Regions from separate parts of the Homo sapiens genome. Here all the other regions are linked to region 3. Evidence: chromatin loops called from intact Hi-C (ENCODE). Cell type or tissue: heart left ventricle. All regions are shown on one strand. Each heading gives the region's core, and the rest is flanking DNA. Links, peaks and the distances in the headings are about the cores only. Region 1 overlaps GPR157 (G protein-coupled receptor 157). Region 2 has its middle 16 kb from the start of SLC2A5. Region 3 overlaps SLC2A5 (solute carrier family 2 member 5).

Region 1 (9,181 bases), core at 1,182-9,181, 65 kb after region 3:
CAACTAACCACAGTGGGGGCACAATTCAAACCCTACATACTGGTTCATACAAAACAAATTAGTCCTACCTGACCCTGAATAAACAACTCTTCTACGGGACATTCACAACCTCTTCCACACTAGCCATTTCCCTCTACACCATTTCTTAAGTTTCCATATACACTTAACCCCAGATATAAAGGAAGAGTTAAAAGCCATTTCCCATCAATGCTCTATTTGCCAAAAAGCTTCACCCCACTCCAATACCCCCTTCTTTCCCAACCCACCAAGCCAGAGGACACCTTCCAAAACAGGATTGGCAAATTGATTTTACCCATATGCCCCCAGTAAAAAGGGTTCAATTTCTTTTAGTTCTGGTTGATACCTTTTCGGGATGGGTTGAGGCCTTTCCCACAACAAACAAACGAGCTTCTACTGTCGCCTCCAAATTAATAACAGAAATCATCCCCAGGTTCAGGGTGCCTCTTTCTTTTCAATCTGATAATGGTCCTGAATCCATTTCTCAAATTACTCAAACACTTGCAGGAGCCCTACAAATCACCTGGAAGCTATGCATCCCCTATCAACCTCAGTCTTCAGGAAAGGTTGAGAAAATGAACGGCATTTTAAAAAACACCCTCACCAGGTACTCACTCCAGACACATAAAGACTGGGTTACCCTTTTGCCTTTAGCCCTTCCAAAAATTTGGGCGCTCCCACGTAAGCCTCTAATGCTCAGACCCTTTGTACTCATGTATAGGAGACCACTCGCCCCTTTTGCTGCACCTCAGGGTCAAGCCCCACCTCTACAAACCCCTCTCGTTTCCCCTCTTCTGCATACCATCCGCCATTTCATTTGGGAATACGCCGACAAATACTTGCCACAACCCATCGCCAACTCCTTTAATCCCTTCCTACAGCCAGGAGACTGGGTTCTAGTAAAAGATCTCAGCCCTACCCCCAATCCCCACCTCACACCTAAATGGAAGGGACCTTACCAGATCATCGTTACTACACCCACAGCAGCAAAACTCCAGGGACTCCCCAGCTGGTTTCATCATTTTTCTCTCAAGAAAACAGACTTCCCTTCACCACATACCCAAACAACCAAATCTAAAACCCCTTCAGCCTTCTGTTACATCTCCACAGGACCAACTTCCCTTCGCCTCACCCAAATCCTGGAGGAAAAGGAGGAGGAGTGCACATAAGCCGCTTATGTCTCTTTGTCTCCCAAACTTTCATCACTTCCTAACCAACCTTACTACAGACCATCAGTGGTATGCTTATGAAACTCCCACTGTACATCCTGATCAGCTCCTCACTATTCTATGGGACCTATGGCTTCAAGGAGCTTTCCAGGACTTTACTCTTACCCAAATAACTTTTTTCTCTTTTTGCTTGTTTCTTTCAATATAAATTCCCTAATCACATCAACCTCACCAATACAACCACTCCTTACTGCTCAAACTAGAACGCTCTATAAACCTTACACAATCTCTCTTGTGGCAAGCTAACTGTTCCTTTTTTTCGGAGACCTGGATGTGCTTACCGCTGTCTTCCTCAGCTTACACAGCCCTTCCTGCACCCCTTCATGACCTTTTAACAGGAAACATAACCCTAATCTATCAACTCCAAAAAGGAGCTTCGTTTTTGGAAAAAGCTGACATGCTGGTCGGCAATTATCCCATTTCCAGGGCAGATCAGGCCAACAAATTATTTCAAACCGATTACAACTCCCTAGAACACCTTAAGCCCCAAGGCCCTCCCATTGAAGGGCCCATAACTAAACACACGCCCCTTTTACAACAAGCCTCAATTTGCTTTTCAGCCTCTGGGGGAAGTTTCCCTGTAGGGTTCTTAACTTCTAACTAATGCAGCCACACTATCATTGTTAAGCACCCCTCTGACCATCACACTCACCCGGTTGACTACCAAGTATTGCCTGAAGCGAACGGAGCATTCCTGCAACGGCTCCTTTTACTGCCCCTCCCCCTGGCCTAACCTCTGCTTCCCCTAGTGCCCACATTTTTCCGTGGCTCAGTATCAGTGGCGCAACATCTGACCACATTAGATGTGTAAAAAAAACTCCTCCAGATGGGCACGGTGGCTCACGCCTGTATTCCCAGCACTTTGGGAGGCTGAGGTGGGCGGATCACCTGAGATTGGGAGTTCAAGACCAGTCTGACCAACATGGAGAAACCCCGTCTCTACTAAAATACAAAATTAGCCGGGCGTGATGGCATGTGCCTGTAATCCCAGCTACTCTGGAGGCTGAGACAGGAGAATCGCTTGAACCCAGGAGGCAGAGGTTGCGGTGAGCCGAGATCGCGCCATTGCCCTCCAGTCTGGGCAACAAGAGGGAAACTCTGTCTGAAAAAACAAAAAACCCTCCTCCTATACTCCTCCTATATCTCTACTATAGTAGGTGTGTCTCCTTGGCCTCCTCCTTGTCCACCTGGAGTAATGAACCACAGGAAAGGAAAAATATCCCATCTTTAATTCACTTATTTTCTTTCCATATCTCTGCCTATATTTACGACAAAGCCTTATTCTTTTTGTGTGGCACCAACACATATCTTTTTCTCCCCACCAACTGGACTGGAACCTGTACCCTAGTTTTTCTGTCTCCCACCATTGGCTTAGTTCCTCCTAATCAGCCTTTATCCATCCCATCCGTCCAGTATGTTAGAAAAAGGAGGGCCATCCAAGTCATTCCTTTAATGGCCACCTTAGGTATAACCTCTGGGACTGGGTTGGGAGCAGGAGGATTACCCACCTCCTTAACATACTTTAAAGCTCTGTCAACAGACCTGCAGGATTCATTAGAAGATATGGCCCAAAGCCTTATATGAGTCCAAGACCAATTAGACTCCTTGGCTGAAGTAGTCCTCCAAAATAGACAAGGGCTAAATCTTATAACGGCTGAAAACTGGAGCCTCTGCCTCTCACTGGGTGAAGAATGTTGCTTCTGTCTCAACCAATAGGGCCTAGTAAGAGATGCTGCTAAAAAAACTTAAAGAAAGGACTAAAAAGCTAAGAGAATACCAAGACAACCAAGTAAATTCTTGGTTTAAACACAAAATCCTAACATGGGTCATCCCATTCCTGGGCCCTCTCCTAATAATATGCCTAGGACTAATGTTCTTACCCTGCTTAATGAACCATTTTCAAAGCTTTTTAACCAACAGGATCATGGCCATCTGACAACCAACTACCCAAAAACATCTACAATGGAGTTACTCCTGTAATTAATCCGAAACCAAAGAACTCTCCGCCCTCTGCCCCCCAGCCCTCAGCAGGAAGTAGCCAGAAAGAACACGCCGCCCCTCATCCTTTTTATAACTATAGGGACTGGATTGACAGAGCAGGAACATTGCCATCTTGAACAAACACCGCCATCCTACGTTCCCGTTGATGGATGAAAAACCGCCTAAATCCAGCCCCAGAACATCAGCCTAATGGCCAATATTAGCATAACTGGAAACATTCCAATGCTAAGATAAACCCCTCTCTGACCAGAAACATGCCAACCCCAAGACAGCCTCCCCTCTGACCAGAGACATTCTAACCCCGCAATAAATTTTCCCTCACATAGAAACATTCTGAACCTACAATAAGCTCACCCACCTTCCAAAAAACCCTTAAATATCCTTAGTCTGTCAGAGAGAAGGGCTCTCTGACCTAACTCAGCCGGAAGCCCCTCTCAGGTTTGTTTTCTCTAAAATAAACCTGTCCTTAACTGTCAAGCCACATTTTGTGTTTCTTTCTTGTTTCTTTAAGTCTTACAGTGCTGAGTCCTCCTCTGGGTGGGGCCACAGGATGGGTTGAGTCATGAGTCCAGGTAGAGTTAGCCATCATCAGAAATACAAGTCTGAGACATCTCAAAAAGCAAATCTTAGGTTCTACAATAGTGATGTTACTTACGGGAGTAATTGGGGAGGTTATAAGTCTTGTGACCTCTGGAACAATGGCTGGTAGTCATTTACCTATGCCTACATCTTAGCAGAATTCAGGCCCCTCTCATAATCCTAACCTTGTGGACTTTCATTAGTTTTACAAAGGTGGTTTAGTTTTGAGAAGGGCTATTATCATCCTTGCTTTAAGGTTAAACTCTAAACTAAATTTCTCCCAAAGTTAGCTTGGCCCATACTCAGGAATGACCAAGGACAGCCTGGAGCTTAGAAGCAAGACAGAATCAACAATGTTGGATTTCTCTCACTGTCATAATTTTTGCAAAGGCAGCTTTAGAAGCATTAGATTTCATTTAAGCCTCAATATCACCCCATTTTAGATGAACCTGTGGCTGAGTGAGGTCAACATTTTCTCAGAGTAATACAAGGATAAATAATGGGCCAGGTACAGCAGCTCATGCCTGTAATCCTAGCACTTTGGGAGGCTGAGGCAGGTGGATCACCTGAGGTCAGGAGTTCAAGACCAGCCTGGCCAACATGGCAAAACCCCATCTCTACTAAAAATACAAAAATTAGCTGGGCATGGTAGCATGTGCCTGTAGTCTCAGTTACATGGAAGGCTGGGGCAGGAGAATCGCTTGAACCCAGAAGGTGAAGGTTGCAGTAGGCCAAGATCACACCATTGCACTCCATCCTGGGCAACAGAGCAAGACTCCGTCTCCAAAAAAAATAATAATAATAAATAAATAAAAGATGGAGTCCACTTCTCGGCCTTGTGGCCAAGATCAAGTATAATAAACAATGGAGCCATAGTTGGAACTCAGTCTCTCTCTTTCCAGAGCCTCGTCGTTCACAAACCTGGTCGTCGGGACCCACCTGCTTCTCGTTTCCTTGGAGAATCAAAGCCATCCCCTCAGCTTGTCTACTGTAAGATGACTTGATAAACACACGGCTGCCTTCATCAATATCACTTCACTATGCCCAGGAGATTCTTGTCCTGCAAGACAACTGCTGCAAATAACTTTATGGTTCACTCCAGGAACTTCCTGGAAAGATTCATCAGCTCTTCAATAGAAAGCATCCAATGATAGCTTAGACTCAAAACTCATTCAACTAGCCACCAGCAAATCCTCATCATGCTGTGCTCACATGTGTGAAAGGATTACATCACGACTTGCTAATCCCAAGAAGGCTGAAAGACTCATCTGAAACTATATGTTTTGATCTTCAAAAATATGGACTAGGCGTGGTGGTTCACGCCTGTAATCCCAGCATTTTGGGAGGCAGAGGCAGGTGGATCACAAGGTCAGGAGTTCAAGACCAGCCTGGCCAACATGGCTAAACCCTGTCTCTACTAAAAATACAAAAATTAAATTAGCCAGGTGTGGTGGCGCATGCCTGTACTCCCAGCTGCTAGGGAGGCTGAGGCAGGAGAATTGCTTGAACCTGGGAGTTGGAGATCGCGATGAGCCGAGATCGTGCCACTGTACTCCAGCCTGGGTGACAGAGCAAGACTCCGTCTCAAAAAAAAAAAAAAAAAAAAAGAATAAATACCCCAATGTTGTTCTCTCCTACTCTGAGACCCTGCTAGTGAAACTGCCACTGCAAAATTATGACTGAGACGGTGAAAGAGATCTGACCTAACCAACTCCATCTTCCTTCTGACCTCCAAGCTGTTCTTGTTCATTCCTGGGCATGGGCTGAACTAATCTGGGGAGGAACTTAGTTTATAGTTTAGAAAAAAGAAGATAGCAGCCCTTTTCTCAAGGTAGATCCCCTTCTTGTTAGCCAAAAGATTAGAAAGTATGGTTTAGCAGTCATGCAGCTGAGGATTCAAGATTCTGACCCTCCCCAAATTGCTCCTAGGCATAACATCACTATTGTAAAACCTAAGGTCAGTGCCTGAGATATTTTGCAGGCCCTGCACTTGATGGATCAGCTGGCACCAAATCGATAAACTGGCCCATCTCATCTTGTGGCCCTCACCCAGGAACTGACTCAGCACAAGAGGACAGCTTCAACTCCCTATGATTTAATCTCTGACCCAGCCAATCAGCACTCCCGACTCACTGGCCCCTCCCCACCCACCAAATTATCTTTAAAAACTCGATCCCCAAATGCTCTGGGAGACCGATTGGAATAATAATAAAACTCTGGTCTCCCACACAGCTGGCTCTGTGTGAATCGCTCTTTCTCTGTTGCAATTCCCCTGTCTTGATAAATCGGCTCTGTCTAGGCAGCGGGCAAGGTGAACCCACTGGGCGGTTACACTAGGGCCCTGCAATAGGAGTGCCTTTCACTTCCCTGGTAAGCACCAGCTTTGTCCTGTGTACAGGCAGTGCCAACTCCATGGGCCTGTGACCCGTGCAGTTTCCAGGATCCTGCCCGCAGAAGGGCAACTTCATATCTGGCCTGGCACAGGGTAAGCACTCAGGAAACGCCAGCTATTAGCTAGTGACAACGTCCTGACCCCACCACATCTGGCAAATCCTTTTCCTCGTGGAGCCTGGATTCTGGACTCTCCTCCCACAGGTGAGTAATTGTTACTAGACACGCATGCTTCATTCAGAAAGTGGTCCACCTTGCCCCCAAAGCTTCCCCTGCTGGAGCTTTTCCTATGTGCAAGGCCTAAGCCTCAGCTGCATGCTGGGCTGACCCTTGGATACAGCCTGACTCTGTGCCAGGAGCCTGGCAGGCTCTGGGGAAAATGCCTGGTAGAGTGGTCCCTGGAACGTATGGTTTCTGCAGAGACTGTGGCATCCCAAAGACCCGCTTAGAAGTCTATGGGAGCAGAAGGAGGTGACCCTGTGGGGTGTGAGCTGCATATAGGCAGAAGCAGGAGGTCAGGCAAGAGGGAACGGTGTGGAGTGGTGTGGAGCAGTGTGGAACACGGAGCCTGGATTCTGAATGCATGCTGCATTTGCTGGGGTGAGGAAGGCGAAGAGAACTCCGGAGAAGAGGTCAGGGAAGAGGTGAAAAAAGGTCACTGAGGGGAGACAGATGGAAAGGGAAAGGCGCATGGCAGTTGATGAGTGGAGGGTCACAGGAGAGGGCCTCAAGGGGATGCTTCCATTTTCTCCCAGGTAAGCACATAGCATCAAGTTTAGAGATGCAAAGACAAAGGCAGGAGAGAATAGTTAACAAACCTCAGGGTGGTCGCGTCGAAGTAGCAGGACCAGGCCTGCTATTTTAATATTACTTAAGTTTGTGTATGTTGTACCTTAATAACCAAATTCAAGATGCCACTTCTAGGGGCTATTCAATGCAGTTTGTGTTGTTGTTTTGTTTGTTTTTTGAGACTTGCTCTGTCACCCAGGCTGGAGTGCAGTGACGTGATCTCGGCTCACTTCGATCTCTGCCTCCCGGGTTCAAGCCATTCTCCTCAATGCAGTTTTAACTGCACAAAATCCAGACAGTGGAAGAAAGTTTAGGAGCTTTTGGCAGCAAAATTCCCAAGGCGGAGCAGTTTCAAGAAAACTATGACCGGAGGTGGGGCTGCATGGCCAGTGCAGATCTGCAAGTCACGCAGCAAGGCAGCCAGCTCCAGTAGATGCGTTTGGAAGGCTGCTCCCTTCCAAGAAGAGACCCTGTGTCCCAGCAGTCCCTGACCACCAGGAGGCCTGCAGATGCAGCTGCGGCGGGTCACCCTGTGTGTGATACAACCATGCATGAAGGGTGAAGGGGTCAGCAGCTCAGCCCTGGAGCATCTCTCTTAATCAAGTTCAGCCCCAAGTCATGGGTGCTTGGAACTTGGACCTGTTGACCCTCATCGGCTCTATCTAGGCAGCAGGCAAGGTGAACCCACTGGGCGGTTACACTAGGGTCCTGCTATAGGAGTGCCTTTCATTCCCCTGGTAAGCACCAACTTTGTGGACAAAGCCCAGGAATCTGTATTCTAAAACCCTCTCCCTATCTCTCCACCCCCATGATCTTTATTAGGTCAACTCAGGGGAAGCTGGCTATGCCAACAGGGCGGCTGCCTCTTTAGCTAATTTGCCAAGAGAGAAGGGCAGAGCTGTCTTCTCCAGGTCTCAGCCTCATGGTAGGCTCTGGAACCACAGCAACACAGGCCAATGCGAGCCACCTGTCCTGCAACCGCCCCCTCCCCACCCTGCACAACACATCAGGAGGCAATCACTTTACCAAACACATAGGAGAAAAATAATTTATTTATTTAATTTAAAACAGCAAGACTTCAGCTTCCACCCAGTCAGGGCTTGCATTACAATTTTGCAGGTGCAAAAACTCACACTTTTGATGCCACAACTAGAAGTTTGTAAAAACTATTTTTCTTGTCGTGGACACGTGAAGAGTTCTGTTTGCACCCTCAGCCTGGGCCAAATAATCATCTTTATTTAAAAACAAAACAGAACAAACAAACCAAAAAACCCTCAAAAGCACAAAGAGGCAGAAAGCGGCTGGTAAACCTGGTTAAAAGACCAAAGTTCAGAAAGTGCATGGGAGAGGGACGCTGAGCTGCGGACACCGTTCCGGCTGCAGTACGTGTTATGGCTGAGGTTACACTTGGGTGACTCAGGGATGCAGGCAGATGAACATTAACCACACTAACAGAGGAGAAAGAAGCCCACTGGGGCTGTGCAAAGTGTCCAAGGAGCACAGCCCCTTTTGCCCTGATCAGATGTAACAGCCCCTCGCTTGAGATCTGACTGGGCAACATGGCAAAACCTTGTCTCTACAAAAAGTCAAAATTTAGCCAGGCCTGTGGTCCCAGCTTCTCAGGGAGCTGAGGTGGGAGGATCGCTTGAGCCTGGGAGGTGGAGGCTGCAGTGAGCCATGATTGCATCACTGCACTCCAGACTGGGTATGATGCTCCAGACAGCAAAACCCTGCCTCACAAAAATAAATAAACTAAAAAGAAGTAACAGCCCCTCCTGGACTTGTTTTATTTTTTGAGATGGAGTCTTGCTCTGTCACCCAGGCTGGAGTGCAGTGGTGCAGTCTCGGCTCACTGCAACCTCTGCCTTCTGGGTTCAAGCAATTCTCCTGCCTCAGCCTCCTGAGTAGCTGGCACTACAGGCACACGAAACCACATCCAACTATTTTTTTTTTTTTTGTATATTTAGTAGAAACAGGGTTTCACCATGTTGGCCAGGCTGGTCTCAAACTCCTGACCTCAGGTGATCTGCCCACCTTGGTCTCCCAAAGTGCTGGGATTACAGGCGTGAGCCACTGCGCCTGGCCCCCTCCTGGACTTTTAGGATGTGACTTCCTTCCCATCCAGCCTTTCTGTCTGAGCACTACCCACCCAGCTAGACTGACTTGGTAACTGG
Region 2 (11,033 bases), core at 1,778-9,777, 54 kb after region 3:
ATGGGTGTACAAGTATCTCGCTGAGCCCCCGTTTTCAATTATTTTGGATATATACCCAGAAGTGGGATCACTGGATCACATGATAATTCTATTTTTAATTTTTTTTAGGAATTACCGTTCTGTTTTCCACAGTAGCTACGCCATTTTACGTTCTCACCAACAGTATATAAGAGTTTCAATTTCTCCACATCCTCACCAGCACTTGTTATTTTCTGGGCTGTGGTTGCTGTTATCGTTGTTTTTGGTAGTAGCCATCCTAACAGGTGTGAGGTGAGCTCTCATTGTGGTTTTGATTTGCATTTCCCTAATGATGAGTGACGTTGAGCATCTTTTCACATTCGTGTTGGCCGTCTGTACATCTTTGGAGAAATGTCTATTCAAGTTCTTTCCTAATGAGACCACTCTCTTTGACCACAGAAAATGAGACCAGGCAGGCCATAAATAATATCCAGTGATGTGCAGGAGCCAGCTTATATATAATGTGAAAACAAATAATTCAAAATCAAAGCTGTTGGAAACTGGAATTATTTTGAGTCTTAAAGGAATGTGCTTATGGGACCTTTAATCCCTCTCGCCTGGGGCGATAGGTGTGAGTCACTCCGCCTGGCCTTGAATAAACTCCTTTAAACTGGATTCTGATCCTTTCAATTATTTCAGGTTGCCAATAACCTCATCAAAATGAAAAAGTGGTGGGTGAGGTTGCTCACGCCTGCAAACTCAGCACCTCAGAGGCTGAGGTAGGCAAATCACTCGAGCTCAGGAGTTAAGACTGGCCTGGACAATGTGGTGAAACATCATCTCTACAAAAAATACTAAAAACAAATAAACAAACAAAAAAAATTAGCTGAGGGTGGTGGCACATGCCCTTGTTCCCAGCTACTCAAGAGGCTGAGGTGGGAGGATCACTTGAGCCTGACTGGTCAGGGCTGGAGTGAGCTGTGATCATACCACTGCACTCCAGGCCGGGAAACAGCATGAGACCTTGTTTCAGAAAAAAAAAAAAAAAAAACCCCAAAAAAAAAAAACACGACCAAAACAAAACCCACACTTTTGTGCCTCAAAAGACATTATCAAGAAAGTAAAAAGATGAGCTGGGTACAGTGGCATGTGCCTATATTCCCAGCGACTTGGGAAGCTGAGGCAGGAGAGATCAGGAGTTCAAGTCCAGCCTGGGCAATGGAGGTAGACTCCTTCTCTTAAAAAAAAAAAAAAAAAAAAAGTAAAAAGACAAGAGACTAGAAGAAAAATTTTTGCAAATCGTATATCTTATAAGGGTCTGGTATCCAGAATATATAAAGAACTCTTACAACTCAACAACAAAAGACAAACAACCAAATTCAAAATGCGCAAAACACTTGAATAGATTATTTTCTCCAAAGAAGATATGCAAATGACCAAGAAGCACATGAAAAGATACTTGGCATCATTACTCACTAGAGAAATGCAAATCAAAAACAAAATGAGGTATCACTTCACACATTAGGATGGCTATCATACTTAAAAAAAAAGGGAAATTAACTAGTGTTGGTGGTCAGGTGAGGTGGCTCACATCTATAATTCCAGCACTTTGGGGAGCTGAGGTGGGTGGATCGTTTTAGCCCAGGAGTTCAAGACCAGCCTGAACAACATGGCAAAACCCCACCTCTACTAAAAATACAAAAATTAGTCAGGTGTGTTGGTGCACACCTGTAATCCCAGCTACTTGGGAGGCCAAGGCACGAGAATTGCTTGAACCCAGGAGGTGGAGGTTGCAGTGAGCTGAGATTGCACCACTGCACCCCAGCCTGGGAGACAGAGCAAGACTCTGTCTCAAAAAAAATAAAATAAAACGAATGTTGTTTAGAATGTGGAGAAATTAGAACACTTGTACCTTGCCGATGGGAATGTAAAATGGTTCAGCTACTGAGGAAAAAACAGTTTGGTGGTTCCTCAAAAAGTTAAACATAGAATTACCATATGACCTAGCAATTCTACTCCTGGATATATACCCAAAAAGAATGAAAAACATGTACTCAAGCGAATACATGTACACATATGTTCGTAGCAGCAGTATTTACATAGCCAAAAGGGGGAAACAGCCAAAATGTCCATCAGTGGATGAACAGATAGGCAAATTGTGGCACATACACAATGGAATACTATACAGCTATAAGAAGAAATGAGCCAGGCACAGGGGTGCATGCCTGTAGTCCCAGCTCCCCAGGAGGCTGAGGTCGGAGGATTGCTTGAGTCCCAGAGTTCAAGTCTAGCCTTGGCAACATAGGGAGACCCTGTCTCTAAAAAAAAAACAGAAGTACTCATACGTGCTACATGAGCTTCAAAAACATGCTGAGTGAAAGAAGCCAGACAGAAAAAGGTTGCATATTGTACAATTCCATTTATGTGAAAGATACAGAATAGATAAATCCATAGAGAATGCAGATTGATGGTCTGGGGAAAGGCTCCTATGTTTTTGAACCTGCCCAGTTGTGGGTGCAATCTTGCACCAGGCAGCCCAACCCTGACCTAAAGTAAATTCCCAGAAGTCTTTCCTGGGTTTTGAATTTGCAGTAACAGCTGTGGGCATTCTAGCAGCAGTTCGATGATCATGTATGGTACTGCAAACAGGACAAAAAAAAAAAAAAATGCAGATTGGTGGCTGCCAGGGGCTGGGGGCAGGGGGAATGAGCAGTGACAGCTAATAGGCACCTTTTCCTTTTGGGGTGAAGAAATAGATGAAGTTATTCATTAATTGTGCAACCCTGTGAATGCTGCCAAATTGTTCACTTTCAAATTGTTGATTTCATGTTATGTAAATTTCACCCCAATAAAAAAAAGAAATCAATACTAGCCTGGGTAACACCGCAAGACTCTGTCTCAAAAAAATTGTTTTAAAGACAACTACTTTGCTGGGACATCATTTATCTACAACTTACAGAACTGTAAGCTCAAAGGCAACGCAAGGGCAGGGCCCTGCTGATTCGGGAAGAGTATGCTTGAAGCAATGCAATTTTCCACGAAAGTGCACATTTTTCTCCACAGTGGTTTGAAATCAGCCATGGTGAAAATGAGACAGGAATAATACAGGGTGGTCGCAGGAGAATAGAAAATTCCAGGCAGCAGTTTTGCATGACTAGCAAAAGGAAACTGTTGAAATAGCTGCAGAAGTAGGGGCCCTGAAAAACAGGATGTGGGCCAAGCTGGCTAAGGCCGACTGGAATCAACATAGCGCTGGATTTGACCTAGGTTTCACGTAGGACCTCATTATGTGCTCATTAACATACTAAACCCTGCGGGGTTCGGTGGCTCATGCCTGTAATCCCAGCACTTTGGGAGGTTGAGGTGGGCAGATCACCCGAGGTCAGGAGTTCAAGACCGGCCTGGCCAAAATGGTGAAACCCCATCTCTGCTAATAATACAAAAAAATTAGCAGGGCATGGTGGCACATGCCTGTAATCCCAGCTACTCGGGAGGCTGAGGCAGAAGAATCACTTGAACCCAGGAGGTGGAGGTTGCAGTGAGCCGAGATTGCACCATTGCACTCCAGCCTGGGCAACAAGAGTGAAACTCCATATCAAAACAAAGAAACAAACAAACAACACATACTAAACCCGGCCAGGCACGGTGGCTCACGCCTGTAATCCCAGCACTTTGGGAGGCCGAGGCGGGCGGATCACGAGGTCAGGAGATCGAGACCATCCTGGCTAACACGGTGAAACCCCGTCTCTACTAAAAATACAAAAAATTAGCCGGGCAAGGTGGCGGGCGCCTGTAGTCCCAGCTACGCGGGAGGCTGAGGCAGGAGCATGGCGTGAACCTGGGAGGCGGAGATTGCAGTGAGCCGAGATAGCGCCACTGCACTCCAGCCTGGGCGACAGCGAGACTCCGTCTCAAAAAAAAAAAAATAATAATAATACTAAACCCACATCCACCAGTGCCATGACAGTTCCTGGGACATCCATATTTGGCATAAAAACAGGTAACACCACAATTTTGAGAAACCCTCACCTTTTTCCAGGAATCTTCATAAATATCCCACCCCTTGGTTAAAGAAACCCATAAAGGTGGAAGCTCCCAACCCTGCTGGGTGCAACTCTCTCTTGAGTAGGCCCGAACTCTCCTTTCTTGAGTGTGTACCTTTTGCTTTGCAATAAATCTCTGTACTTTCACTATTTTCTGACTTGTCCTTGAATTCCTTCTGGCAAAGGTGTCAAAAGCCTGGACACTGCCTGCGGTTAAGGTCCCACTGGCGTTTGGGGACCTCCTCTAGCCCACTGGCATCAGAAACATTACACAAATCAGCTCACACTATAAATCAGCCCCGGGCCCACCATCCCAGCCTGTTGAACATGTTCCAGCACATCACGGACTCTGGTACTACATCAGGCACCAGATCCAGATAACATATCTTGCATCTCACCCAGGATCTTGAGAAACACGCTTTGGAAGCCAGCAGCCCTATGGGGGCAGCCACACCATGTGAGCATCGGCCACACCCTTGGGTGGCCCTGGAACCAGACCATCCTCCAGCCCCCGTTGGTCTGGAAACCAGCAACAGCCCCATCACCTGGGAGCTGGTTAGAAAAATGCAAAATCCACTTCACTCCAGACCTGCTGAATCAGAACCTGCATTTTGGCCACATCCCTGGTGGTTCAAGCTCACATTTAAGTTCGAGAAGCTCTGCTCTAGGCTTTTCCTGAATGTGGCGCATCAGTGATTCCTCCCGGCCCCAAGGCCTCTGTGCCCAACCAGGACTGACTTACCCCGGCCTTGCACAGCACCCGCAGGACTCTCCTTGGTGTTGATGTGGGCACTGGCTGACTGCCACAGCACTCTATGCCTGCTCTCTGACTCTGTCACGCGTCTGCTTTTCCTCCTGGGATAATGTGGTGCTGGTGTTGATGAAAAGAGTCAAACTGTAAAATATTTTTAGAGATTTATTCTGAGCCAAGTATGAGTGACTACGGCCTATGACACAGCCCTCAGGGGGTTCTGAGAACATGTGCCCAAGGGTACAGCTTGCTTTTCTACATTTTAAGGAGGCATGAGACATCAATCAAACACATTTAAGAAATACATTGTTTTGGTCTAGAAAGGCGGGACGATTCAAAGGTGGGGGAGGGTTCTTCCAGGCTATAGGTAAATTTAGACACTTTCTGGTTGATAATTGTTTGAATTTGTCTAAAGACCTGGGATTAAACAGAAAGGAATGTCTGTAAGATAAGAGGTTGTGGAGACCAAAGTTTTACCATGCAGATGAAGCTTTTAGCTAGCAGGCTTCAGAGAGAATAAGTTGCAAAATGTTTTTTATCAGCCTTAAAGTCTGTGTCACTGTTGGTGCTGGAGAGGTTTGATGAGGCATGTTCGAACCCCACTTCCATTATGGCCTGAAACAGTCTCTCAGGTTAAGTTTTAAGAGCCCTGACTGAGGAGGAAGTTCATTCAGATGGTTGTGTCGGGAGGGCGGCTTAGAATTTTACCTTTGGTTACACTGGGGTGGCAGTGGTGCAGGACGGGGCAGGTTTGCTCCCCTCCAGGCCAAGACAAGTGCTGGCTGCAGAAAGGTTTTATCTGCTGGTATTTGAAAAGCTTTCCCTGATGCAACGGGCCCAGGCAAATCCTGGGAGTTCTGCTGTCTGCCAGGGAGAAAAGCTGAAGGGAGGAAGGGTCTGATCCCATCTCTGGTATCATGGTCCTAAGAAATTGCTGGAAATGCTTTCCTCATTAACAGGTACTGCCCAACAAGAATAAGTCTTCCCTCCCAGGTCCTCTGTTGACTGCTGAGGATGGGCCTGGGGCCCTGAGAACAAAGGAAGGGAACTAGTTAATATGAAGTGGGACAGGGAGTTCAATCTTCATGATCACTTGGATAATGAAGAAAGGCTAACTAGCAGGGATAATGACAGCTGGACTTTCTCAAGGGCTCTTTCTCCAGCTTAGTCATTGCCTGAAGTGTAACTGCCCGATGGGTTCTTTCTGCCCGCTACACAGACAAAGTCAATTGACTGAAACCATGGCATTGCAGTAAAGGAAGAGTTTAATTGCTGCGAGGCCAGCCACGCCCTAAGGGAGAGGGAGTTACCACTCAAATTAATCTCCCGGAAAGCTCAGAGGCTGGGATTTTCTTTTTCTCTCTCTTTTTTTTTTTTTTTTATTGAGATGAAGTCTCACTTTGTTGCCCAGGCTGGAGTGTAGTGGCACAATCTCAGCTCACTACAACCTCTGCCTCCCAGGTTCAAGTGATTCTCCTACCTCAGCCTCCTGAGCAGCTAGGATTACAGGCATGCACCACCACGCCTGGCTAAGTTTTGTATTTTTTTAGTACAGATAGTGTTTCACCAAGTTGGTCAGGTTGGTCTTGAACTCCTGATCTCAAGCAAGCCACCCACCTTGGCCTCCCAAAGTGCTGGGATTACAGGCGTCAGCCACTGCACCTGGCTGAGGTTAGGGATTTTCAAAGATAGTTTGGTGGGCAGTGGACTAGGGAATGGGTGCTATTGATTGGTTCTGGAATGCCATCATAAGGGTATGGAAAACGGTACTGGTGCTTGACAGAGCAGGAGCATCACCATCTTGAGCAAACACCACCATCCTAAGTTCCACTTGATTAAAAAACCCCTAAATCCAGCCCCAAAACATCAGCCTAATGGCTAATGTCAGCATAACCAGAAACATTCCAACCCTAAGATAAATCCCTCTCTGACCAGAAACATGCCAACCCCAAGACAGCCTCCCCTGTGACCAGAGACATTCCAACCCCACAATAAACTTTCCTTCACATAGAAACATTCCGAATCTATGATAAGTCCCCTCTTTCAAAACCCTTAAATATCCTTAGGTCTGTAAGAGAGAAGAGCTGTCTCACCTAACTCGGCCAGAAGCCACTTTCAGGTTTGTTTTCTCTAAAATAAACCTGTCCTTAACTGTCAAGCCACATTTTGTGTTTCTTACTTCTTTCTTTTTTTTTTTTTTGAGACAGAGCCTTGCTCTGTCGCCCAGGCTGGAGTGCAGTGGTGCAATCTTGGCTCACTGCAAGCTCCGCCTCCCGGGTTCTCGCCATTCTCCTGCCTCAGCCTCCCAAGTAGCTGGGACTACAGGCACCCACCACCATGCCTGGCTAATTTTTTGTATTTTTAGTAGAGATGGGGTTTCACCGTGTTAGCCAGGATGGTCTCAATCTCCTGACCTTGTGATCTTCCCGCCTCAGCCTCCCAAAGTGCTGGAATTACAGGCGTGAGCCACCACACCTGGCCTCTTTCTTCTTTCTTTAAGTCTTACATTTGGTGCCAAAACCCGGGATGGGTGTTGGCGGCAGAGGCTCTCTTGCAACCCAAGAGGCAGTGGGCAGCAGCGGCCCTCATCCTGAATTAACTCCTGGATCCTGAGAGCCTCTGGACAGCCGCCCTGTCTTTTCTCTTGTTTCACTTTTCAAGCGATTTATGTGAGGAGGACAATTAATCTGAAGGGGACTGTGAGACTCGGGCCAGGGCTACTCTCCGGTGGGCTCTCAAAACCCTCAGGTCTCAGGAATCCACCTCCAACTGCCCGCAACAGGTATTTCGCTCTCTAGCACTTGCTCCCTCTTCCTTCCTCTTCTCTCTCTCTCTCTTCCTCGTGTGCCTCCAGTCCAGGAGGCCCTTTGCCAATTCCAACTGGAACATCCAACATTTGGCTTATGGGGGAACCTAAAGCCAAAGCATTTAGTTTTTTATTACAACACAGCCTGGCCCCAGTGCAAATGAGATAATGACAGTTGATGGCCTGAAAATGGCACCTTTGACTTTCAAATTCTCAGGGACCTTAACAACTTTACAACCAGGAATAGCAAAAGGCAAGAGATTCCCTGTATTCAGGCTTTCTTCTGTCTTAGATCCCGACCCTCCCTATGCCAAGCTTGCACCCTTCATGAAATCCCTCTTCTTAATGAAAATCCTCCCTGGGTTTTTCCTTCCTCTGGAACCCCTCCTCTGAAACCCCTTTTGACCCTGCAGATAAAACCCCTCCATATTCTCAACTCTCTGCATCCACTCCTCACCCACCCGAACCCTACACCCAGCTGGCCCCTCCTGCTCCCAAGCCTTTACCACCAAACCCCCTCCCTCCTCCTTCTCCACCTATTACCTGTTTGAAAACTACTCCAGCCCCTTGGGTGGCTGCAGTTTGCCAACCACCCCTGGTGGTGGTTCGGCATCTGGCCAACTGCCACTCTCCCCCACATTCTTCACCCGTTACCCACTCAAAAACTACTTCAACTGGGTGCAGTGGCTCACGCCTGTAATCCCAGCACTTTGGGAGGTCAAAGTGGGTGGATCACGAGGTCAGGAGATTGAGACCATCCTGGCTAACACGGTGAAATCCCGTCTCTACTAAAAATACAAAAAAATTAGCCAGGCGTGGTGGCGGGTGCCTGTAGTCCCAGCTACTCAGGAGGCTGAGGCAGGAGAATTGCCTCAACCCAGGAGGTGGAGGTTGCAGTGAGCCGAGATCGCGCCACTGCACTCCAGCCTGGGTGATAGAGCAAGACTCCGTCTCAAAAACAACAACAACAACAACAGCAAAAGCTACTTCAGCCAGTCAAGCCACTCCTGCCAGTCTTCCTCTCTGGAAAGTGGTTGGGATTAAAGGCATCCCTTGCGCTCATGTCTTTTTCTCCATCTCTGATTTGTCACAAATCAAACAGCATCTGGGATCTTTCTCTGAAAACTCCTCTCATTATCGCAAGAAATTCCTGCACATAATTCAATCCTTTAATTTAACTTGGCATGACATTCATATAATTCTAACCTCCACCCTCACTCCTGACGAAAAAGAGTACATCTGGTGTTCAGCTGAAACACACGCAGATAAACTCCATAATCAAGCCCCTATACAAAATCCAGTGGCTAATGATGCAGTTCCCCATAGAGACCCAAACTGAACTTACCAACAGGGAGATGCTGGCATCAGATAAAGAGACCACACAATTACCTGTCTCCTTGTGGGCATGGACAAAAATGCCCATAAGGCAGCTAATTATGAAAAACTTAGAGAAATTACACAAGAGCCCCAGGAAAATCCTACCCTTTTCTTATCACACCTCATTGAAGCTATGCTAAAACATACCAATTTGGACCCAGAATCTAGAGAAGGTCAAACTTTTCACCACCTTCAATTTATTTCCCAATCTGCCCCAGATATCTAGAAAAAATTATAAAAATTAGAGGAGGGTCCCCAGACATCTCAGTGGGATCTCCTAAATACAGCCTTCTGTGTCTTTAACAACAGAGACAAGGAACAAAAAATTCAAAAAGGCAAGCGTCTCTGTTTAAAATACCAGATGCTTGCCTCTGCTGTCCAAAAGTCAATTACACAAAAGTCTCCCAACAACCCAAAAGGAAACTCCCCCACCTCTCTGGGAGTCTGTTTCTGATGTGGCAACCCTGGACGCTGGCCAAAGGCTTGGCCTAACCCCTGGCTGCCCACCAAACTGTGCCCAACTTGCAGTCTTTGGGAACACTGGAAAATGGACTGCCCCCAATGGGAACACCTTCCCCGTTTGGGTGCCACTCATAATGAAGCCCCCTGACCATCACAGGAGGAAATCTCTTCACAGCTGGCACTGCCCATGGAGGAATGAGGGTCCCTGGGATTCTTCACCCCCACATCTAGTGAGTCCATGGAACCCAGGGTAATTTGGACAGTATCCATTAATATTACTTCCTTTCTTTTGGATACTGGGGCGAGCCTATCAGTATTAACTGAATATGAAGGCCCATTAGAACATTCATCCGTTTCTGTTGGCGTGAGGGGCATATAAGAAACAAAACACTGCCACTATACTGCTCATTTCAGGGAGTCACCCTCACTCTTTTTTGGTCATTCCTCACTGTCCCACTCCTTTATTAAGAAGGGACATTCTACACAAACTAGGGGGAATCATTCATTTATTGGCCCTAAACCAAAGCCACTCTTATATATTATTATGTCAAGAACAGACCCCTCCTCAGACATTCAACATCAAACAGACTTAAATCCCAAATTCCTCAGCCAAGTAAACCCCATAGTATGGAACACTGACTTCTGCATAATAGCTACCCACCATTCTCCAATCCAAATTTCACTGAAGAATCCTAAGCACTATATAGTGGTCCTACAATATCCCCTCAATCCTGAATGGATTACGGGGACTCAAGCCCATCATCTCTCAACTTTTGGCTGCCAATATTTTAATCCCCACCCATTCTTCCCACAATAATCCTATTCTCCCAATTAAAAAACAGGATGGCTCCTATAGACTGGATCAGGATTTGCGACAAATCAACTCCGCTTTTGTTCCTGTTTATCCTGTTGTCCCCAACCCCTATAACCTCCTGTCATGAATTCCTCCCAACACTAGCAACTTCTCTGTAATAAGCCTTAAAGATGCCTTTTTTACTATCCCTCTACATACCTCCTCTCAAAATCTTTTTGCTCTCACTTGGACTGATCCTGACACAGGCTGCTCCCAACAACTCACCTGACTGTCCTCCCCCAGGGGTTTAGGGACAGCCCTCACTATTTCTGTCAGGCACTTCAATTAGACCTCTCCCAACTACCTCTACAACCTAGCATTTTGCTTCAATATGTGGACAATTTACTCCTTTGCAGCCATTCCCTAAAATATTGTATTCAACACACCACCAAGCTTTTAAATTTTTTGGCTGAATGGGTACTAGGAATCCAAAAGAAAGGCCCAATTAACATCTCCGAAAGTTTCATACCTAGGATTAATCATAACTCCGAATATCCAGGATATTCTGTCAGCACAAAAGCAACGTGTTCAACAAATCCCATTTCCTAAAATAAGAAGGGACTTACTTTCCTTCCTCGGATTAGTGGGCTATTTCTGAATATGGATAGCAAATTTTGCCATTATTGCTAAACTCCTTTATTAACACACTAAAGGAAATCTTGACCAACTACTTACTCCCATCCCAGACCTTCTATCATGCTTTCTTGCACCTAAAACATGCCTTATTACAGGACCCCGCTTTAGGCCTTCCAAATCCGCTAAGACCTTTTCATCTATATTTAC
Region 3 (11,033 bases), core at 1,701-9,700:
CTCTTTGTTCTCCATCCTTGTTCAGGTGGGAGAACAGGTGTGCTCTACCTCCCAAGTGACACCTGCTCTGCGCCAGCCACCTAAAGACCGGCTGTTTCTCCCCTGGGCCTACCTGGCTTTATGATCCTTTTGCTCTCTGGACCCTGCTGACTTTCCCCAGGAGCAAATTCTCCTTGGAAATGTTGATAAGACACACGTTGCCAGTGCACAAATCATACACAGCACGAATTTCGTCTTTGCACCCACCAAGCCCCAAGCCGAAAGCTCCCTAGTTGCACCAAGGAGAGAGAAAAAACATTGCCTGACATTGGTCCGCAGAAATGAGGACTTTCAGAGACCCAGTGAGGCTGTGACCTGGATCTAGGATGCTTTTTCTGTGTCATTTTTCCATGTATGCCTCTTTTTTTTTTGAGACAGGGTCTTCCTTTGTTGCCCAGGCTGGAGTGCAGTGGCGCAATCTCAGCTCACTGCAACCTCGGCTTCCTGGGCTCAAGCTATTCTCCTGCCTTAGCTTCCCAAGTAGCCGGGATTATAGGCACGTGCCGCCACACCCAGCTTTTTTTTTTTTTTTTTTTTTTTTTTGAGGTGGAGTCTCGCTTTGTCGCCCAGGCTGGAGTGCGGTGGCGCAATCTCAGCTCACTGCAAGCTCTGCCTCCCGGGTTCACGCCATTCTCCTGTCTCAGCCTCCTGAGTAGCTGGGACCACAGGTGCCTGCCACCATGCCTGGCTAATTTTTTTTTTGTATTTTTAGTAGAGACGGGGTTTCACCGTGTTAGCCAGGATGGCCTGGATCTCCTGACTTCATGATCTGCCCGCCTCGGCCTCCCAAAGTGCTGGGATTACAGGCGTGAGCCACCGTACCCAGCCTTTTTTTGTGTGTTTTTAGTAGAGATGAGGTTTCACCATGTTGGCCAGGCTGGTCTAGAACTCCTGACCTCTAGTGATCCGCCTGCCTTGGCCTCCCAAAGTGCTGGGCTTACAGGCATGAGCCACCGCACCTGGCTTTTTTTTTTTTTTTAACTTTTATTTTAGGTTCAGGGTATATGTGAAGGTTTGTTACATAGGTAAACTCGTGCCACGGGGGTTTGTTGTACAGATTATTTCATCACCCAGGTATTAAGCCCACTTCCCAGTGTTTGTTTGCTGCTCCTCTCCCTCCTCCCACCCTCCAGCCGGAAGTAGATCCCAGTGTTTGCTGTTCCTTTCTGTGTGTTCCTAGGTTCTTCATATATGCCTCCTCTTGTGCATTTGGACTAATTGTCCATTTGGGGGAAAGAACAAATTAAACACTTTCAGAAAAACACAGTTATTATTTCTAATTACACTAAATAGTGTTAAATAAGTCAATAAAATATTGGACAAAGGTGCTTATTTCAGAATCATTTCTACTAGCATTTTTTTTTTAAAGTAGAGAATGATTGAATAAATTAGGAGTAACTAATTGATTGGAATGCCAGACTTCTGTTTCAAAGGATAATTATGAAATGTGGGAACATGGAAACATTAACATGTTTTTTAATTAACATGACCTTTAAGAGAAGTGATCAAAGCAGAATACACATAGTATACCTGGGGAAGGCCAGGGTGCGGTGGTTCATGCCTATAAGCACAGCACAATGAGAGGCTGAGTGGGTGGAGGATTGCTTGAGCTCAGGAGTTCAAGACCAGCCAGGGCAACATGGTGAAACCTCATCTCTACCAAAAATACAAAAATCAGCTGGGCATGGTGGCATGCCCCCGTGGTCCCAGCTACTTGGGAGGCTGAGGTAGGAGGATCACTGGAAAACAGGAGGCTGAGGCTGCAGTGAGGCATGATCACACCACTGCACTCCAGCCTGGGTGATAGAGCGAGAACCTGTTTCAAAAAAAAAAAAAAAAAAAAAAAGGATACCTGGGGGAAAATGTGTTTGCCCATGGGTGGTAACAGGTGGGTAAATGACAAGACTGAGAGAATGAAAGGTCCTTATTTATGTTTATCCTGCTCCTGCTCCTGACTATGTTGTAGGTATTTTCTCTCTCTCTCTCTTTTTTTTTTTTTTTGAGACAAAGTGTTGCTGTGTTGCCCAGGCTGGAGTGCAGTGGCGTGGTCATGGCTGACTGTCGCTTCCGGCCTCCAGTGTTCAAGCAATCCTCATGCCTCGGCCTCCCAAGTAGCTGGGATTACAGGCGTGCCCCACCATGCCCAGCTAATTTTTGCATTTTTTTTGTTTTTTAGACAGAGTCTCACTCTATTGCCCAGGCTGGAGTGCAGTGGCCAGGAGGAGGAGGTGGCACAGGGCTAGGCGCTCTTGGGGGTGAGAGGCATGTGGTCTCATATGCCTTGGTTCACTGCAACCTCCGCCTCCTGGGTTCAAGTGTTCTGCCTCAGCCTCCTGAGTAGCTGGGACTACAGGCGTGTGCCACTATGCCTGGCTAACTTTCATATTTTTGGTAGAGAGGAGATTTTATAATATAGGCCAGGCTGGTCTCAAATTCCTGACCTCAGGTGATCCACCCTCCTCGGCTTCCCAAAATGCTGGGATTACAGGTGTGAGCCACCTTGCCTGACCATGTATTTTCAATAGAGATGGAGTTTCAGCATGTTGGCCAGGCTGGCGTTGAACTCCTGGCCTCAAATGATCTGTCCACTGCGGCTTCCCAAAGTACTGGTGTTAGAGGTGTGAGCCTCTGCACCCTGCCTGTTGTAGGTATTCTCTAAAGGGATAGGCATTTTCTCCACTCTGCTCCTCCCTCCTTTCTGAGTCCTCACCAGCAGGGTCATTAACATTCATATTTTTACTAACAGTCTGTTCAAGGTAATCTAGGCTTTTTATAGCATGCTTCTAAAAATTCTCCCAGCCTCTTCTCATTGTGCAATGCTAAAGCCATTTACATACTTTTAGCTATTTAGGTATTAACAGCAGCACTCCATTTCCCAATACCAAAATCTCTATATTAGTTTTCTATGGCTTTTGTAACAAATTACCAAAAACGTAGTGGCTTAAAACAACACATATTTATCATCTTAGGGGTCTACGTGTCATAAGTCTGACATGGGTCTCACTGGGCTAAAATAAAGGAATCTGCCATGTTACGACACAGCAGGAAGGTCCTCACCAGATGCAGCTCCTCAATCTTGGACTTCAGCCTCCAGAATCATGAGCCAAACACACTTCTGTTGCTTATAAATTGCCTACTCTGTGGTATTCTGTTATAGCAACACAAAATGAACTAAGACATCTGGTAAGAGCAGGGACCCTAGCCAAATTTTCACAGATGGCTCTGGTGACCCACTTGGAGTTCAAGGGTGCAAGGAGGGAAAAGGCATGCATGGTGTTTATCTTCCTGGCTACACTGTAAATTCCTAAAGACAGAAGATGCCATGTATGTATCACTTGCATGTCCCAGTGCTGTGCAGAATGTAGGATGACAAGAGCAGCCCCTCAAACAGCACTGTTAGGGCCAGGTGTGGTGGCTCATGCTGGTAATCCTAACACTTTGGGAGGCCGAGACTGGTGGATCACTTAAGTTCAGGAGCTCAAGACCAGCCTGTGCAACATGGTGAAACCCTGCCTCTACAAAAAATACAAAAATTAGCTGGGTATGGTGGCATGTGTCTGTAGTCCCAGCTACTAGGGAAGCTGAAGGGGGAGGATCACTTGAGCCTGAGTGGTGGAGTTTGCAGATTGCTGAGATAGTGCCGTTGCACTCTAGCCTGGGTGACGGAGTGAGACCCTGTCTTAAAAAAAAAAAAAAGCAAACACATGAAAAAGGGAGAAAAAAAGCACTCAATTCACTGCAGAGTAGTAGGAGGGGAAAGGAAATGTTCAGATGAGAGTGTCAGGATGCCAACTACCTGCTTTCTCATTCTTCCTGCAGGAACTAAAAAATAATCCTGGAGAAAGCAGATTGAAGGGGGCAAGACTCAGTCTAACTAACATTCCAGATTGGAACTTCAGCTCTCCTTTCTGAGCGCCCTTCTGTAATGGAAATGGCCAGTGCACCATGCACTGCCCTGCCCTTGTTCCTGATGTTTCTGTCCTGGTGGTTAAGCCACTAAGCAATACCAGGACACAGGGCAATGGAGTGAGATTTTCACAAAGAAAAATCTATTCAATTTAAAAGACTGAAATTTATTCTGTGATTACATCCTGTCTAGATAGTAAAATGCCCTTTATTTAAAACATTGTTTCCTCAATTTGGTGATGGGAGTTCATTTTTTAAAAATTATATATATATATATATGCAAATTAGAGACACAGTCTCACTTTGCTGCTCAGGCTGGTCTCAAATTCCTGGGCTCAAGCAATCCTGCTGGGATTACAGACATGAGCCACTGCACCTGGCCAGTTTTTAAAAAATGTTTTTATTTGCAAAATGGAAAGAGGCAGCCCGATGTTAGTCTACCAAATTTTGGTATGTGACATCTGGAAGTGTGAAAAACGCTGGTCAAACCTACCTTCCAACTGCCTAATTTGGCTTATGAACATGTCGCCTGGGGGCTGACAACTCCTCCCCAGATCCACTCTTTCTTACTCTGCTGTCAACCATTTAAAATCCTCTTTACCAAGACTCATTCATTCAAAAAGCACTGAATGAATTCCTACTCTGTGCCAGTCACTGTTCCAGGCATGGTGGACACAGTGGTGAGCAAACGGGTCTGAACCTTCTTCAGCTGAACCCTCTTCAGCTCCATCTCTCACCTGCCAAGTGTCCTGACCTTGATCCCATCACAGGGACTTAGCATTGTTATCTGATCTTTGAAGTGTTGATTTTCTGGCCAGAAACCTCTGTGGCCGGTGGCAGCCTTTGCCTGAGTTCTTGTCCCGCATCCAGGAAGAATGAGGTATGCAGACAAGTGGAGGGTGAACAAGATGAAGAGGAGCTTTATTGAGTGTTAGAACAGCTCAGAGGAGGCCCACAGTAGGTAGCTCCTCTCTGTAGGCAGATTGTCCCATCGAGTGTTCAGCTCTCAGTAGAGAGGAGGCCCTGGAGAGGGTAGCTCCTCTCTGCAGCTGGTCATCCTGTCGTCTTTCCATCCTCTGCCCTGTTCTGGCTGAGTCTGGGGCTTTTATGGACCTCAAAGGGGAGGAAGTACATGCCTATTGGTCCATGGGGGGCCATAGGTGGGCCCAGAAAAGGCATCACAAGTCCCCAGTCCAGTCTGGAGGACTGGCAGCCCAGCCGCCAGCCTTTAGGCCCTCCCTGGCCTGAAGGTGGGGTCTTACAGGGACCTGTCCACTTCTGCTCAGGAACCTGTCTGCCTCCCACAGCTGTCTGTGGCACCCGTGTTGCTTGCAGTAAGGGGCACCTGTAGGCCAGCACCGAGCCACCCTCAGCCCCCCTTAAGCTTCCCCTCTTACACTCATCTGTGCCCAAATTCCAGAGGGGGCCAAGGCAGCAGGGGGCTGGCATGTCAGCACTTCCCAGGGTGTATGCACACCCAGCTGAGCTGTGACAGTGCCCAGGCTCAGCCCCAACCCCTCTCCGAGACTGGAGTGGGTGCCAGGAGTGGAGAGAAGCCAGGCAGTGGGAGGAGACATCCCCAAGTCTGTGGGGACAGAGGGGAGGGGTGGGAAGGCCTTGCCGGGCCCCTGAAGGTGCAGACTGCAGAGACGCCTAGGGCCTGCATCTGGTGGGGGGCGCAGGTGGAGGCTGCAGCTGCACCTGGGGAGCTCCCACCCCCATGAACTCAGAAGGGGCGGGGCTCCTGCTTGTCCCTAGCTCCTGCTGGCTCTGGAGCATGCAGCCCTGGCAGTGCCACAGAGATCAAAGTGGGCGCTGACAGCAGGGAGAAGCCAGGCAGCAGAAGCAGGCACTTGCAAGCCTGTGAGGGCAGCGGGACCTTCCTGGGTCCCCAAGAGTGTGGGGATGCCTGAGTCTGTAGCCATGGTTTGGGCGGCTGCAGCTGCATTGGGAGGTGGGGTCGGTGGGGGCCTCCTGCCTCCTCCATGGAGCAGAAGGTTAGGGTCTATAGCTGCAGTTTGGGTGGCTGCAGTGGCACCCGGGGAGCTCCTGTTTGCTCCATGGAATGTGCAGCCTGGGCTGCACCTCCCTGCTGCAGCTGGTGTGATGGCAGCGGCAGCCGTCTGGAGTGGCTGCTGCCATCACCATCCCCTGACATTGTCTAATTCTCCCAAAGCGTCATTTCGCCTCAGCTTTCACCGATCTTTGCAGGCAGCTTGGCTCCCAGTGGTCTCCAAACTTTTAAAATCATGCCTCCCCATCAGTAAGAAAATGTTGCCTACAAACCTCTAATATATGTCTACTTATTTAAAAAAAATTTTTTTTTTGAGACAGAGTCTCACTCTGTTGCCCAGGCTGGAGTGCAGTGGCACACTCTCAGCTCACTGCAAGCTCCACCTCCCTGGTTCGTGCCATTCTCCTGCCTCAGCCTCCCGAGTAGCTGGGACTACAGGTGCCGCCACCATGCCCAGCTAATTCTTGTATTTTTAGTAGAGACGGGGTTTCACCTTGCTAGCCAGGATGGTCTCGATCTCCTGACCTTATGATCCACCCACCTCAGCCTCCCAAAGTGCTGGGATTACAGGCGTGAGCCACCACGCCCGGCCTATGTCTACTTATTTTTTATGTTATATATGTGTACGTGTTCTGTAAGTGACATAACACCCACTCAAGCAGGAATAGCAAAGGGAGGAAGGAAGAGTGAACAATAACTAGAGCTCCCATTCTTTCTTTTCTGCCTCAGTTGTAGTCTTCACCCTAGCAGTCTACCTTCTGCCCCCACACTACCCCTGACAGCACTCCCTGAGGTCACTGAGTCATTGAATCCAAGGGGAACTCTTTTTCTAGTCTCAGCAAATGGCAGAGCTTGGCAGCTCAGTCCTCTCTGCTGGCTTTCCTGTGCCCCTTGTTGGATGGTGCTCCATCTCCCACCTTAAAAAAAAAAGTTATTTATTTATTTATTTATTTATTAGAGACAAGGTCTTGCTCTGTTGCCCAGGCTGAAGTGCACTGGTGTGATCATGACTTCTAGGCACAAGCGATCCTCCTGCCTCAGACACCCGTGTTGCTGGGACTACAGGTGTGCATCACCACATTCAGTTAATTATTTTTATTTTTACTTTTTTTGTAGACATGGTGGGGGGTGGGGGTTTCTCACTGTGTTGCCCAGGCTGGTCTCGAACTCATGGCCTTAAGTAATCCTCCCACCTCAACCTCCCTAAGTGCTGAGATTCCAGGCATGAGCCAGCACACCCAGCCCACCTCTCACCTTTCATCCTCTCAGTTGGCAAACCTGGGGCAATCTTATGCAAATGCGAGGTTTTAACCTATTCTCGAATCTTTTGTAAGGATCTGATTTCCTTGCTGTCTCGTGGGCTCCTTCAGACTCTTCTCCAGAGCAGCTGGAATGATTTCTTAAATTGCAAATCAGATCAGGATACTCTCTGGCTCAAGTGAGCCAGTGGCCTTCCGACACATTCAGAATAGAATCTCTGATGCTCCTGGGGGCCAACTGAGTGTCTGCACAGTGCCCCCAGGCACCTAGTGCCCCCTTCCTCCTCCCCAACCCCCTTTCTGCCGCAGCATCACTTGCCTCCCATCGTTCCCTGAACCATGGCCAACCCTCTCCCACAAGACATTTGCATCTGCTGCCCCCCAGCCAGCCCCACTCCCCTCTCTGTTCAGCTGCTTCTCCACCTGTCACCCCTTGGGCTAATCTACTTTTCTTCACTGCAACTCTCACTCAGAACCCTGGCCCCAGGGCCTGGAGCCATGCCTGGCACACAGTAGGTGCTTACAGATATATGGTTTCCCCAAACTTATGTCCCTGCTCCCCTGAGTTCCAGAGCCACATGCCACCTTCCTTCTGGATATCTTCTGTGTGTCCCATGATCTCCTCCATCTCAATGTGTCCAAAAAGTATATGACCTTCTCCTAAAACCTGCCACCCAGCTCTTCCAGCCATTCCCCATTGGCCCATATTAGAAACCTGGCAGGGACGCCCGACTGCTCACTGCTGAGTGGATCCCAAATCCTACTGACTCTCTGAATGCTCCCTCACATTCGGCCCTGACTACTGCTGGCTTTGCTGGGTCCTCATTATTTACCAGCTGGTCTCCCTATCCAAGCCCCACCCCTTCACATTCATGCCAGGTGCTCCTGGAAACTCGGTCATCACATAACCCCTGGTTGTCTTGACAATGAAGTTCAACTTGGCTCCTGGGACCCACAGGATCCACTATAGCTGCCCCCACCCCGCAGCCCCTGCCACCTCTCTGGCTTCACTTTCAGACCAAATAACTTGTAGCATCCCTCAATGCCTCCACACCTCTCTGTGCTGTCTGTTGCCTGGAATGCCCATCCCTCACTTTCCTATCACATCTTCTCCAACTGGAGAAATCACACTTGTTTTTCCAAATTCCTTACCTCCCTTCTATACTCCCACATCTCTCTTCCTGCTGTATTTTACTAACCCATGTGTAGATACTTATCTATATTTGTATATGTAGCCTGAATCTATATTAAACTGCATGTGAGTTCATACCAAGGTCTCCAAGTCTACTTGGAGTAGAGAGTGATCTACTACCACATGGATCATTCGCGCTCTCTCCCTGCTTATCTGTAACCTCCCACTGCAACTGTGAAATGGCCCCCACCATCTGCCATCCATTTACTAGATTGCTCAATCCTAGTATACATGCAGAGTGGCCTCTCACTGTATCTTATTTGTGAGTTTATTTGTCCTCAAGATTAATGCTTATTCCCAAGCACTGAAAAGTACCTAAGAAAACTAAATACATGTCACTGATCCAAACACCAAAAACATATAAAGTCATTTAATTCTCACAATGGACATGTGAGACATTTACTATTAGTGCCATTTAACAGAAGAGAAGACTGAGATACAAAAAAGCCAAGTAACTTTCCAAGTTGCACAACTAATGTGGCAGGACCAAGGTTTGAACCCAGGGAGCAGACATCCAGAACCATGAACTTCATAGCCTCCCCTGTGTTAGAGGTGCTGCAGTTTCTTGACTTCTGATATTCTGACCTGGCCTCTCCTCAGCTCTGAGAGCCTTCATCTTTGGTTGTTTCTGTGCCCCTTCCAGGCTGCAGATCCTTGCTGCAGAAGGCCAAGGATGGTTCAACCACAGTGTTCTGTTTACTTCCTCTGGGCCCGCTTGTGAGTGGTTTAGCTTGTTGCTGGTGGAATCTCCATTACATACCCACAAAAAGTGCTCCCAAGTCCCACTGCTCTCTCTCCCGGCCACCAGCCTCTGCCACCCATCTATGAGAAGACATCACTTCTTGCTACAGGCCATTCAGCACTTTCAAGGTTTTATCCATATTTTTGCACATACACTCACACTCACACCCTTTATTCATATCTCTAAGAAAAACCTCCAGCTCTCTATATTTTTGGGGAGAGACCTGTGTTAGACCATTTTCATGCTGCTGATAAAGATGTATCAGAGACTGGGTAAATTGCAAAGAAAAAGAGATTTAATGGACTCGCCATTCCACATGGCTGGGGAGGCCTCACAATCATGCCAGAAAGCAAAAGGCACGTCTTACCTGGTGGCAGGCAAGAGAGAATGAGAACCAAGCAAAAGGTTTTACCCCTTACAGAACCATCAGATCTCATGAGGCTGATTCACTACCATGAGAACAGTATGGGGGAAATTGCCCCCATGATTCAATTATCTCCCACAGGGTCCCTCCCAGAACACATGGGAATTATGGGAGCTACAATTCAAGATGAGATTTGGGTGGGGACACAGCCAAACCATATCAAGACCCTGTTCCTTTTCCCTTCCTCCCCCACCACAGTCTCAAGATTTTAAGACTCCTCAAGATTTCATTACATATGTGAGGACATTTGGAAGCTTCCTCAATCTTACATGTATTTATTTATTTGAGACAAGGTCTCATTCTGTCATGCAGGCTGGTGTGCAGTGATGCAATCATGACTCAGGGCAGCCTTGACCTCCCAGGCTCAAGCGATCCTCCCATTTCAGCCTCCCAAATAGCTGGGACCCCAAAGGCGTGTCACCATGCCCAATTAAAAAAATTTTTTTTGAGATGGGATCTCACTGTGTTGCCCAGGCTGGAGTATAGGGTGCAATTTCAGCTCACTGCAACCTCTACTTCCCAGGCTTAAGCAATCCTCCCACCTCAGCCTCCAGAGGCCCTCTTCGAGATGCTGGGGATTCAGGCATAAACAAAACTGACCAAGCCCCTGCCCTCAAGGAACTGACACTCGTGCAGTCAAACTGCCTGAAGTGGCCGGGCGCAGTGGCTCACACCTGTAATCCCAGCACTTTGAGGGGCCTAGGTGGGCGGATCATGAGGTCAGGAGATTGAGACTATCCTGGCCAACACAGTGAAACCCAGTCTCTACTAAAAATACAAAAAAGTTAGCCGGGCGTGGTGGCAGGCGCCTGTAGTCCCAGCTACTCAGGAGGCTGAGGCAGGAGAATGGTGTGAACCCGGGAGGTGGAGTTTGCAGTGAGCTGAGATCGCACCACTGCACTCCAGCCTGGGTGACAGAGCGAGACTCCGTCTTAAAAAAAAAAAAAAAAGCAAAAATAAAAACAAAAAAAACACTGCCTGAATGAGCAGGGAACTTCCTCCTGCCTTCTACTTGCTCAAAGAACAGCAGCACGTCTTGTTGAAAAGTGATCAGGTTCATTTTATTGACTACACAGAAGCAATTCCATTTTCCACTAACAAAATAATTTAGGATGAAGAATTCTGACTCAGTGTCTCCACAGGAACCTGTTCCTCAGCTTTCTGGATGTCATTGTTTCTGACATCACACCTTCCTAGACAGGTATTTCTGGAAAAGGATCTGGTAAGAGGATGAATTTGGCTCTAAACAAATGCCCATGGCCCCGGAAGACCTGTCGGGGCCACCAAGTTAGTTTCTCTGGCAAAATTTGATTCCTTCCATCTCACCACTATAGTAACTGTTGTTGTTATGTTACCAGGAGCCACACAAAGGTTGACCCATCAAGGTGGAGCCACGTTACCAGGAGCCACACGAAGGCTGAACCAGCAAAGTGGAGGACCAGCTGTTTAATTGACTC

What was found. A loop is a pair of places that touch in the nucleus more often than their neighbours do. Peaks named below come from ENCODE experiments on the same cell type or tissue, not always from the same donor. Only the 100,000 strongest peaks of a DNase experiment are listed, where the experiment ranks them.
Region 1: it touches region 3 in a loop (2.9-fold over the local background); 9 of 110 quality-filtered maps call a loop at or near these places.
Region 2: a loop joins it to region 3, with 2.2 times the contacts of the local background. A loop is called at or near these places in 7 of 110 quality-filtered maps.

What each region holds. Positions count from the first base shown.
Region 1 is chr1:9,092,264-9,101,444 of GRCh38, forward strand. It overlaps GPR157 (G protein-coupled receptor 157), which reads right to left. Exons shown (of 4, transcript NM_024980.5): 4 at 8,042-9,181. It also overlaps a transcript of SLC2A5 not described here. Among named protein-coding and RNA genes, the nearest start is that of SLC2A5, 27 kb to the left of the region's middle. In heart left ventricle, for the core only: no CTCF peak of the experiment used is centred there; no DNase peak of the experiment used is centred there.
Region 2 is chr1:9,080,271-9,091,303 of GRCh38, forward strand. It overlaps a transcript of SLC2A5 not described here and LOC124900441. Among named protein-coding and RNA genes, the nearest start is that of SLC2A5, 16 kb to the left of the region's middle. In heart left ventricle, for the core only: no CTCF peak of the experiment used is centred there; a DNase peak (open chromatin) is centred at 4,781; H3K27ac peaks cover 901 bases.
Region 3 is chr1:9,026,331-9,037,363 of GRCh38, forward strand. SLC2A5 (solute carrier family 2 member 5) reads right to left here. Exons shown (of 12, transcript NM_003039.3): 12 at 8,776-11,033. SLC2A7 (solute carrier family 2 member 7) reads right to left here and starts at 93. Exons shown (of 12, transcript NM_207420.3): 1 at 1-93. The coding sequence starts at 15. RefSeq lists an enhancer at 10,865-10,934. In heart left ventricle, for the core only: no CTCF peak of the experiment used is centred there; DNase peaks (open chromatin) are centred at 5,471 and 5,751; H3K27ac peaks cover 614 bases.